2 separate regions of the Homo sapiens genome follow, and region 2 is linked to region 1. A link is a contact called in ENCODE Hi-C or POLR2A ChIA-PET data. All regions are on one chromosome and are shown on one strand. The core of a region is the stretch at or near the end of the contact, and the rest is flanking DNA. Distances in the headings are between cores, read along the strand shown.

What was found. Hi-C counts contacts between places; a loop is a spot of excess contacts on that map. ChIA-PET counts read pairs that join two places held with the same protein, here RNA polymerase II (POLR2A). Pooled maps may share reads with other maps.
Region 2: a loop to region 1 is called in a pooled map, with 4 times the contacts of the local background. The contact joins the enhancer-like site here to the promoter of ANKRD40 in region 1. A Hi-C loop is called at or near these places in 2 of 50 pooled maps. POLR2A ChIA-PET finds 5 or more read pairs at or near these places in 5 of 52 experiments (CD8-positive, alpha-beta memory T cell, Caco-2, GM12878 and 2 more).

What each region holds. Positions count from the first base shown.
Region 1 is chr17:50,706,378-50,709,606 of GRCh38, forward strand. It overlaps ANKRD40 (ankyrin repeat domain 40), which reads right to left and starts at 1,537. Exons shown (of 5, transcript NM_052855.4): 1 at 1,144-1,537. The coding sequence starts at 1,277. RefSeq lists silencers at 873-1,142, 1,273-1,482.
Region 2 is chr17:50,917,761-50,921,139 of GRCh38, forward strand. No RefSeq gene overlaps it. Among named protein-coding and RNA genes, the nearest start is that of TOB1-AS1, 53 kb to the left of the region's middle. RefSeq lists enhancers at 1-895, 153-322. Within about 2 kb of position 1,296, at least 26 of the 41 ENCODE cell types and tissues checked have a DNase peak (open chromatin) inside an H3K27ac peak, as active enhancers do.

The DNA.
Region 1 (3,229 bases), core at 287-2,786:
CCAAAGTGCTACTCACTTTAACTCTAAGCTAGCAAAATAGTCTGGCTAAGCATTACCTGAATCAAAATTTTAAATTTTAAATGCAGAGAGCGGAATAATGCCACATTCAGTAACTTTCTGTTTTGACCACCAGCAACATCTTAAGATGAGACTCCTTATTTAATTGGGAAGAATTCAATCTGCAGGCAGACATCTAAAGTCTTGGGTGACATTCTGTATTTGAAATTGTAATAAGAAAACTGGCCAGGAACGGTAGGCTCACATCTGTAATCCCAGCACTTTTGGAGGCTGAGGCGGGTGGATCACTTGAGGCCAGGAGTTTGAGACCAACCTGGCCCCATCTCTACCAAAAATACCAAAAAAAAAAAAAAAAAAAATTAGCCGGGTGTGGGGGCGCGTGCCTGTATTCCCAGCTATTTGGGAGGCTGTGGCAGGAGGATCACCTGAGCCGGGGAGGTAGAAGTTGCAGTGAGCCGAGACTATGCCACTGCACTCCACCCTGGGCGACAGGGCAAGACCCTGTCTCAAAAAAAAAAAAAAAAAAAAAAAAAAAAAGAAAGAAAATAATCGATAGGATAAACAAATGAGTTTTCCCTCAAACAGGCAACTACAGGCAGCAGCAGCAAATCGGTTGCAGTGAAACAACAGAGAAGCAGAATGGTGATGCAAATGTGTTTTTTTTTCCTGGTCTTGGCTAAGGAAATCGTGCTAGTTTATAAAATTCATATTTGCTCAGTTGCTTATGCTTTTAGCTCTGCAAGATGCGTTCTCCAGAAGCACCTACGGCAAATTAACTCAACACTCGAATTGGGGTGAGCTCCAACGCATAGTCGCTGAGAATCACTGCCTCCAGCACCGCTCTGACCAAGTGAGCCGGGAGCGCGGGGGAAGGGGGTAGGGCACCAGAGTCCCAGTGGGCGCTGCCCCGAGTGGACCACGTGGGCCGGGATTTGGGCAGGACGCGCTCCCGACCGCACGAGGCATGGGGGCCAGGGCTGGCCTCAAGAGAGCACAATCTCGGAGGCCCGAGGTGGCAGGCCTCGCCGTAGCCAGGCGTCCCGCGCTGGGCCCAGGTCGCGACTGACTGCCCCACGCCTTCCGACCGGCTGCCCTGACCCTAGGCCTCCCCCGCTCCCCACTTACCAGCCGTTGACCTCATTTTGGGAGTTCACATCCACCCCGCTCTCCACCAGTTTCTGCACCTCCCGAATGTCCCCTAAGGCCGCGGCCTCCCGCAGCCTCTCCTGCTGCTCCTTCTGCTCTAGGAGGGCGTTCATCTTCCCACAGCCCCAGGCCCCCGCCCAGGCCCGCCTGCCCCGCCCCGCCCGGGGCCTGTCAGCGCCGCCGCCGTCGCCGCGGCCCGCTCCCGGCCATGGGGAGGGAGCGCGGAACTCGCCCGCCCTGCTCGCGCCGCTGCCCGCGCCCGCCCCGGGACTTCCGCTCCCTCCCGCGGGCCGCCCCTGCTGCTCCCGGCCCGCAGGCCCAGGCCTCCTCCCGGGCCGCGCCTCCCGAAGGCCGGCTCCGGGGGACCCTGTTCAGTGTGACAACGCTGACCCAGATATTTTCCGTTCCGACCCGGGGCTCCGGCGCCCGGGCTGGCTGTTTATGTAACTACTGCACAATATTATATGCCATGATTCATTGACTATTTTTAGACTTCCCCACCCCGCAGTTTCAAGGGAGGAGGACAAGACACATGAAAAGAGAAAAAAGCATAGCTGAGGGCCAGAAAAGCCTTATCCTCTGGTGCAGGCTGTTTACCAGGCATCCAAAATAATTGGTGGGTTCTTTTTATTGGGATTTGGGGTTTTTTTGTTATTTTCCCCCAGTTTGGTTGGCTCCTTTTCCTTATCTGAGCCAATTCGTGCCCAGCAGGATGGGGAAATGGGCTGAAAACGATCCTACTATAATACGCCCATTATTACAGAGATAGATTAGACTCTTCTTCTTTTTGACAGTGCTTGGGGACAATTCAGTTAGAATATTTATTTCAATTGTTGTTGTTTTACATCTCATTTTAGACAGGATTTCTTCTAACCTGGCTTTCAGGAAAAATATTTATATTGTGCTCACAGTTTATGAACTGTAATTACTGCTTACAGATTGTAATTAGTTACTCTTCATGAAGGCCATATAAGGAGAAAAGAAAGGAAAAACACCAAAGAGGCTTTGGAGGTGTCCTGGTCCTGATTCCAAGTGCTCTGGGAAGAGCTGTGGTGTACATGTAAACAGCATTTTGCTTCACTTCTTGCCCGATCTATCTAATGAGGCTCAGAGCCTCAGTTGGCACTGTTTTATACCCAGTGGGAGAAAAAGGAAATATTGTTTTGTTGAGCCCAGGTGCCCTGAAGAGATCCTCCGATGTGGCACAGGATGGAACTTTACAGATGGGGTCAAGATTAAGGAAATAGCCCTGGGGAGGAAGGGAGGAAGGCCTGAACAAGGAGAGATGAAATAGGAAGGGATAAATTTAGGCATGGAGTTTTCATTTCCGTCTCTTGGGGCTGCTGGGATCTGCACAGCAAGCATTTTTCTTGCTACAGTTTAAGAAAAACCAATGTCTGTTTGTTTAGTATGATACAGTAATTCACACAGTACACAGTGCACACCAGGTGGTGCTGAATATAAACTGACTACACACTTAAATTGACCCCCATGGCAAATTGTAACCCTGCTTGAGCTTACATTTTCATTTGTTCCCCCAATTTAAATTTTAATTCTCACATCCAGCATGATACTCTATCTGAAACTGATGTGTATGGCACTGGATTTGAGTCCTTCAACACAATTTCAGTGACATGGGAGTAGGTAGTGGCTTGTTGTTTTTGTTTGCTTGTTTTTGAGACAGAGTCTCACTCTGTTGCCCAGGCTGGTGTTCGGTGGGGCGATCTCTGAGCTCCTTGCAACCTCTAAGTCCAGGTTCAGGCAATTCTCCTGCCTCAGCCTCCCGAGCAGCTGGGATTACAGGCCTGTGCCACCATGCTCGGCTAATTTTTGTATTTTTAGTAGACATGGGGTTTCACCATGTTGGCCAGTCTGGTCTCCAGCTCCTGACCTCATGTGATCTGCCAGCCTCAGCCTCCCAAAGTGCTGGAATTACAAGCATGAGCCACCGCGCCTGGCCTGTTTTTGTTTTTTTGTTGTTGTTGTTTTTTGTTTTTAATGCAGTTAAAAAAAATTGTTCGTGACTGCACCCCAAAGTCTATGAGTTCTTTTTTTTTTTTTTTTT
Region 2 (3,379 bases), core at 46-2,545, 210 kb after region 1:
GCAGAGGATGCAGCCTTGGAAAGCCCAGTACCTGGTGAGTAGGGAAGTGTCCTCCCAGGTGGTTCCAACCTTTAACCCAATTCCTCTGTCTTGGAGGCAAAGGGAAAGGACGTGGCTGATCCCCGCAGAGCCCAAGGCCAGCCACCATCCTTTCATGGAGCCAGGCAGCTTCGAGAAGCCACTGAGGCTCCTTGTGCTCCTTGTGTGGGCACAAAGTGTGGGCTTCTGGAGGGGGTCCTTGGACCTCTATCTCAGCAGGGACATTCCTCCTCCCCCCGCCTTCCAGACCTCCTGCTCCAGATGCCTGGCTTCTCCAGGGCACCCCGATGGGTGGCTCTGCCACCCCAGGACACTGGACTGGGGCCACCCTTACAGAACCGGTTCGAAGCCAAACAATGGCACGTCACAGTCCAGCTGAGCCGGAGGCCTCAGCAGGGTAAGTACAAGTGAGGCTGTGGCCAAGAGGGGCATAGGTGCCAGGGACTCAGAGGCGGGCGCGCGCAAGTGCCAGCAAGCCCTCACTGCCTAACATGGCAGCCCCATGGCTTCCTCTCTTCCCCGTGACCTGACTGCAGCTTTGAGGACAGCACTTGCCCTCCCCTCCCAGGCAGCGGGCCCCTTCCCTGGCCCCAGAGGTGAAGGAGGGCGACTTCCCCAGGGAGAGGAAGCAGAATGACGGCCTGCAGCTTTCCTGCCGCGGGAGGGGAACTTCAGGTCAGAATGGCCGTCTCAACCTCATGGAAGCCTCCCTCTGGACTGACGAGTGACCGCTGTTGTGGTGGGAGGTCCACCTTCCCGCAAAGGGAGCCAAGAGCCCAGAGGGGTCACTTGGGCCCAGGGAGGGTGGGACACAGACGTCTGGGTGGAAGTTGGACAAAGTCTGGCAGAATGGGGCACCAGGGCACAGTAAGACCCTGGCTGGGACACTGAGTGGGGACAGTCCCCAGCAATTCCCTTGGAGATAAAGAGCCTGCGGCAGGTCCCAGATCCTGACAGAGGACAGACAGGAGGGGACAAGCTGGTGGTGGGGGTGAGCTGGCTAGGCAGAAAGCTCTGTGGACACCTGAGGCCTCCTCCTGGAATTGCCCCAAGCCATGTGGCTAAGGCCTAGGGAGACCCTCACCATGTGGGGTGGGGTGGGGTGGGGGCCCCTAGCCAAAGCTGGGAAAAGGCAGAGCCTTCAGAGAGCCTCCTAGGGACAGCAGCAGAGAGGAAGCCTTCGAGGCCTTTCCAAGCTCCCCGCTGCCCGGCTCTCCTCCTGCCCAGCACACCGTGGGTGGACTCCAACCTACAGCTTCACTGATCTCAGAAGGTCCCACCCTCTCCCGCCTTGTGCTTCTGACTGTTTATTTCCTGCAGAGGAGTCAGTGTTACTGCCACTGAGAACAGAGATGGCTCCACCCAGAGGGCCCACCCTTGGGGCACAGGGGACCCTTGCCCATACCCCCTGCACCCTGGCTCCATCCTAATGCAGGGATATGAGCTTGGGCCTGTGTCACAGCTGCTTCCTGGGCCTCTGAATCCTCATCCTTGAGCTGAGGGTGTGAGACCGGAAAATCCAAGCCACCATCCAGCCCCAATGTCTCCCCATCCCATGACTCTCTTCCCCAAATAACACATCTCCCCAAATACCTCTCCTCCTCCCCAGTGAGAGGAGGCGCAGGGGAGGTTGTTGGATAACTGTGCCTTCTCCTCCCCGAATCCCAGCCTCTCCTTCTGGATCCCACACCCAGGGGCCCAGCAGTCACGGGGCTCAGGGTGCTCCCCAGCCTTTACAGTTTACCCATCCCTGCACAGTAGCCATGATTTCATTTCCTCCTCACTGCAAGGTAAAGATCATTAGTTCTCTTTTATAGGTGAAGAGACTTAGACTCAGACAGACCCTGTGTCTTGCTCAAAGTCACCTGGCCAGTCAGGGGTAGGGCTGGGTTTCGAACCCAGGGGCAGGCCCTCTCCGCCCCCCGGCATCGGTGCAGAGCCCTGGGTCGCCCTCCTCCAAGGTCGTTGTGGTGTGAACAGCCAGGCGCCTTCATGCAGGGCCTGACTGCAGCCGCCAGAGCCTGGTGATGTCAGCATTGCCATGGAAACCCTTCCCCGGGCGTCGGGCAGGACCAGCCTCCCCAGCGCAGTTTCCCTTTGTGTGGACTTTGCAATGCGTTGCCAAGGCAGTGGGGCCTGCTGGGCGGGTTGGCATGGGGTGGGGAAGGCAGACAAAAACCCACACTGCAACTGGCAGCTCACAACAGGGCCCACGGTGCTTGTGGGAGGGAGGGGCTGCAGGCTGGTGGCCTAAGGCGTGAGAGTCGGTGGGCAGGGGGTTACCCACACACCTGCTTAGGACCCCCATCTGGCAACAGCCTTTTGGCGTCTTTGGTGCTATTTTGGGGTCCTGCTGCCTAAGAATCACCTGGGCCTGGGTGTTGTGAAAAAGGCAGACCTGCTGGGCCGGGGTGGAGAGGAGTCAGCAGTTTAAACAAACCCCCAAGGCAATTCGCGTATGCCACCAATTCCGAGGACACCTTCAGGGAAGAATAACATTTATTGAGCACCTAGCTATGCCAGGCAGGCCCTTCTGCCTATTTTCTTTCTTTCTTTCTTTCTTTTTTTTTCCGACAGAGTCTCACTCTGTTCCCCAGGCTGGAGTGCAGAAGCGCGATCTCAGCTCACTGCAACCTCTGCCTCCCGGGTTCAAGCAATTCTCCTGCCTCAGCCTCCCGAGTAGCTGGGACTACAGGTGTGTGCCACCATGCCTGGCTAATTTTTGTATTTTTAGTAGAGACAGGGTTTCACCATGTTGGCCAGGCTGGTCTCTAACTCCTGACCTCAAATGATCCGCCTGCCTCAGCCTCCCAAAGTGCTGGGATTACAGGCGTGAGCCACTGCACCCAGCCCCCTTCTGCTTATTTGCTCTTGCATTATAATCCTCACAGCAACCTTGAGTGGGAGAAGGGGACAGAAGAAAATTTTTTGTGTGGTTTTTTAAAAAAATCCTCATTTCCCAGAGGAAGACGCTGAAACTCAGAGAGGTTAAATCTCTGCTTGCCCACGGTCACTCGGCATAGATGTGGCTGAGTCCAGATTCTAACGCTGTAGCCTCCTCGCCATCCAAGCTGGGCCTGTGGCCTGGCAGTGTTCGCTTCCTCCTCTTGCTGGTTTTCCAGGAAGAATCCTAAAGTACCTTTGCAGAGTGGGCCAGCTCTGTCCGAAGCCTCCCACGAGCTCCCGGATCTAAGAGGGGATTGAGCCAAGCGAGAATCTCCAAGCCCAGGCCCCTCCCCAAACTGGCTGCCTGCAGAGGCTTAGAAAGCCTGCCCAGCCTAGTAAGGAAAACCAATGCCCTGGCCAAAGTCTCTCCTGTCCTCCAGCCACCTCGGCCCTC